Linked DNA regions of Homo sapiens: region 2 is linked to region 1. Evidence: read pairs that join two places in POLR2A ChIA-PET (ENCODE). Cell type or tissue: IMR-90. All regions are shown on one strand.

The links. Peaks named below come from ENCODE experiments on the same cell type or tissue, not always from the same donor. Only the 100,000 strongest peaks of a DNase experiment are listed, where the experiment ranks them.
Region 2: POLR2A ChIA-PET joins it to region 1 with 7 read pairs; 2 of 35 experiments call an interaction of 5 or more read pairs at or near these places.

The regions. Positions count from the first base shown.
Region 1 is chr15:69,153,343-69,155,842 of GRCh38, reverse strand. No RefSeq gene overlaps it. Among named protein-coding and RNA genes, the nearest start is that of GLCE, 6.0 kb to the left of the region's middle. In IMR-90, no CTCF peak of the experiment used is centred here; a DNase peak (open chromatin) is centred at 952.
Region 2 is chr15:69,325,554-69,328,053 of GRCh38, reverse strand. All of the region lies in intron 1 of PAQR5 (progestin and adipoQ receptor family member 5), which reads right to left. Among named protein-coding and RNA genes, the nearest start is that of PAQR5, 28 kb to the right of the region's middle. In IMR-90, no CTCF peak of the experiment used is centred here; no DNase peak of the experiment used is centred here.

The DNA of each region.
Region 1 (2,500 bases):
AAGGACAATGGCTCTGTAGCCATAACTCTTTACATCGGAAACTCAACTGGAACTGCACCAAAAGTAAGTAGAAGAAACCATTTCTTGGTGGAAACAACGATTCCAGTGCCTTCAGACTCTCCAAAGCATCACAGCAATTAGAGATAACAATAACCGCAGAGCCATTTGGAGATAGTTAACAGTAGGTCTTGAGGAGCAGAGAAAACTTTGTCTCTCCAAACCTTAGAATGCTTCACAACCAGACTGTTTTCATCTAGTCTTGTGGGAAAGTATGTTTTTATGAAAACAGAAGAGAAAACTCAAACATCCTCTTACCCATCCATATTAGCTAAGAATAAAAAGTTGAAAATTCCATCTATAAGGACTCTGTCAAAATAGAATTTACATCCTGACAACATTAAAGTGCCCATGTGAGAGCAAGAGGTGTTTGACAGCAAGAAGACTGAAATTCTTTCTGAATATAATACTATATTTCTGAAGTCTTATCATCGTGAATTAAAATTCAGTGAAAGAATGATTTCTTTATTAAATTAAAAATGAGCAAAATCCCCATAAAAAGGAGACCAGCTGGCTGAGTTATGTACATTGCCTGTATAACTTCATTTTACATATATAAGAGCCATATAGATGGGCCATACATACAAAGAGTTGAATGATTTCCAAATTGACCAGGAGATAACTTATAGCTAAGAAAATATATTTGAGATACATTTGGATCTCCATGATTCAAATGCCATAACACAGACGTGTTGACCTTCGATTTCCTTTAGCAGTGAGGGCAAATTTAAGTTTTTGAACTACACAATCCCAGAGAAAATCTGAGTCTTCCACCCTTCCCTCAACCCCCCATTCTGAAATATAATGAACAAATACTTATTGGATGACTCCTACGTGTAAGAATGCAAGTATAAGCTACAGATCTTGCCAGAAGCTGTAGGAAGAAGGAAGCAGATGGAGAGAGGACTTCCCCCAGAGATAGAAAAAACTTCCACTCCTGGAGCCCATGGGTGAGGTCAGCCTCATGGAACTGCATGAATGGAGCGTGAGACGTGGGTGGTTCCACAAAGGAAAACTGAGATACTGTTATCACAGGAATAGGTAAAATATCTCCATTTTCCTTTGCGGGGGGTGGGGGAGAACTCATGCAGACTAAAGGAAAATTCGAAATACACAGTACCTTGCATGTATTAAGAGTAAGTTCTCTTTTTTACTTAGAGCAATTTGAGATCAGTCTCACCACTTGCACCTGAAAGAGTCCTAACACTAGTGGCCTGAGACTATTGCACAGAGAAGATGGAATATGAGTTGTTCTCTCAGAATATGAGTTGTTCTCTTAGAAGATGGAATATGAGTTTTATAAACAGAAGGATAGGAGGTGCTTCTGGATAGAGAAAATAATGTAAACAAAAGCTTAAAGTCAGTGAGTAAAAATGTCTGGTGGAAGGAACAATTCATCTCAGAAAGGAAGTTAATATAGAAATAGAGGTCAGGATCAACATACAAAAGGGCTTAAAGAAGGCCAGGTGGAGTCTGAACTTTATTCTGTAGAGTCTGAACTTTATTCTGTAGCCAACTCCAATCCATCAGAGGCTTTTGAGCAGAAGAATGACCTGGTCAAACCAGAGTTTAGGGGAAGATTATTCTGGTATGATCTCATGAGCTGAAGTGGGGAAATCCTAGACATGAGACAATGAGGGCACAACCCAAGTACAGATTCTGTCCAAGATGGAATTACCTTCACAGTAGGTGACCACTCAGCAAGGCAGAGCTAATCAGCTTATTACCAAACTGCAAGGGGACTCTTGATGAAGTTTTGACTTTGAGATTTAGTATTTAAGATTGGTTATGTATACATTCCACAGATATTTACTATGAGCCCAGCACTCTGATAGATGTTTGATACAAAATAATAGACAAGACAGTGTGAAGACTAAAATTAATGAAGTATACTTCTGTGAAATAAATAACTAAGCACAACTATGAGAAGTGCTATGAAAATTACTTGTGCTCAAATGCCCATCAGTGATAGACTGGATAAAGAAAATGTGGCACATATACACCATGGAATACTATGTAGCCATTAAAAAGGATGAGTTCATGTCCTTGGCAGAGACATGAGTGAAGCTGGAAGCCATCATTCTCAGCAAACTAACGCAAGAACAGAAAACTAAACACCGCAGGTTCTCACTCATAAGTGGGAGTTGAACAATGAGAACACATGGACACAGGGAGGGGAACATCACACACCAGGGCCTGTCGGGGAGTGGGGGGCTAGGGGAGGGATAGCATTAGGAGAAATATCTAATGTTGATGTAAATGATGGGTTGATGGATGCAGCAAACCACCATGGCACGTGTATACCTGTGTAACAAACCTGCACGTTCTGCACATGTATCCCAGAACTTAAAGTATAATTTTTTAAAAAAAGAAAAAATAATAAAATTATGATGCTATCAGATCATATATCAGGGGGCCTAATCCCAGTCTCATTAAGTCCCTG
Region 2 (2,500 bases), 170 kb before region 1:
ATCCCAGCACTTTGGGAGGCTGAGGCTGGCAGATCACCTGAGGTCAGGAATTTGAGACCAGCCTGGCCAACATGGTGAAACCCTGTCTCTACTAAAAATACAAAAAAATTAGCCGGGTGTGGTGGCAGGAGCCTGTAATCCCAACTACTCGGGAGGCTGAGGCAGGAGAATCGCTTGACTCTGGTAGGTGAGGGCCCTGGGAGTCTGAGATCCCAACTTGGGCATTCTATGGGGCAGCTCCCAAGGATTCAAGCATCCTCCCACTCAAAGCTGTTTGTCCCCTCACCTCTCCTCTCTCTAAAACTGTTCTTGCTGGAAAACCTCCTCTCTCCTCCCTGCAGCCACTGCCACTGGAGATGTGCCCAAGTCTTCATCCCTTGCCACATGCTCTCACTTTCTCTGTTGTCAACAGGACCTAAAAGCATCTTCCTGGAAGCCTCAGAGCCAACACACCTGCAGGCACTTGCTTAATATGCCTGCAGGTGAATGTTAGTGAATCTCAAAAGCACCCTAGGCACTGGGGAGACTGAGACTTCTAAATTAAACCTCCAAATGCCTCCAGGAGCTTAGAGTTTGGTAGAAAGATGACACAAATGAAAGGATGACCATGTGTAGGGACAGGAAGCTCTAAGGAGTGGAGAGAGGGGGAAAGAGCTGAATACTGTGGGGTAGCTACAATGAGAAGGAGGGGCACACTAGGATGAAAGAGCGTAGAAAGCAGAGACTTCTGATGCCTAAAGTGTTTACAAAACAATCCGCATGTGGTGGGCGCAGTGGCTCACACCTGTAAGCACTTTGGGAGGCTGAGGCGGGAAGATCACTTGAGTCCAGGAGTTCAAGACCAGCCTGGGCAACATAGTGAGACTCCATCTCTACAAATAATAATAATAATAATAAAGAAATTAGCCAAGTGTGGTGGTGCATGCCTGTAGCCCCAGCTACTAGGGAGGCTGAGGCAGGAGAATCACATGAGCCTGAGGTCGAGGTTGCAGTGAGCCATGTTACTGCCACTGCACTCAAGCCCAGGCAACAGAGCAAAACCTCATCTAAAAAAAAAACCCAGCATGATACTGTAATGGTGGAAACATGACATTAAGCATTTGTCAAAGTCCATAGAATGCACAACATAAAGCATGAGGCCTAATGTAAAGGAGGGACAATAGTTAATAACAATGCATCCATGTTTGTTCATCATACACACTAACGCAAGATGTTAATAACGGGGGTGGGGAGGGAGGGAATGGAAATTACCTTCTGCACAATTTTTCTATAAACCTACATCTGCTCTAAAACATAAAGTCTATTAAGAAAACAAAAGGCCAGGTGCGGTGGCTCACGCCTGTAATCCCAGCACTTTGGGAGGCCGAGGCAGGCAGATCACCTGAGGTCAGGAGTTTGAGACCAGCCTGGCCAACATGGCAAAACCCCGTCTCTACTAAAAATACAAAAATTAGACAGATGTGGTGGCGGGCACCTGTAATCTCAGCTAATCAGGAGTCTGAGGCAGGGAGAATTGCTTGAACCTGGGAGGCAGAGATTGCAGTGAGCCAAGATTATGCCATTGCACTCCAGACTGTGCAACAGAGTGAGAGCCTATCTCAAAAAAAAAAAAAAAAAGACAAAGAGCTGTCAACATAAAAACCCCGCTCCCAGTTTCTTTTGATAAATCTGAAGATCTAACAGCCCTGGGCTGAATCTGCACATGGAAAGAACGGGATGCAGCCCAGGAAACACAGCTTCTTCACATGGATACTCACCCTTAGGTTTGCTGAGGCCTCACTACTCCTGCCAGGCTTGGCTGGGAGCTTTGGGGAGTTTGGAGCCCTGGTGATAAAAGTCAGGTGTCTGATCACAGAGAAACAGGCAAATTTGGCTGGCGTCTTTGGAGCACCATTTCCCAGGCACTGGAAAATGACGACATCAATGGGAAATGATGAAGAAAGTGAGGAAAACCAGGACAGTTTTCAGACAAGTTGAGTTTGATTTGCATGTATTTGCAGTTAAAAAAAAATGTGACTGCATCTTGGAGGAGAAGTTGAGGCTACAGATACATTTCAGAGGGAGAGAAAAGTGGCTTTCAAAGCCCCAGGGAATACCTGAGGTCCCACCAAGGAGAGGAACACAGACAGGGGAGCCCAAGGGAGAAGAAAAAGCCAGGTTCATGGGATGATGTGGTAGAGGTGATGATAAGCGTTCACCCAGAACCTTAGTTTCCCGGGCAGATGGCTGTGCGTAGAAACTGCGGTGGGTGGAGAGGTAGATGAGGCTTAAGGAGACAGGAGGGGTCACGTGTTTGGGGAGTGGTCAGGAACCAGCCAGGTGAGAGGCAGCGAACTTGGTAGGCTGCTTGGGTTAATGTAGTTCCGAGTTTGCACCTGCCCTGGGGCTGGTAGCAGAAGTGGAGAGTGGGCAGGAATATGCTTGATCATTCATTCATTCATTCATTCATTCATTCATTCATTCATTCAGCACACATTTCCTGAATACCTACTATATGTCC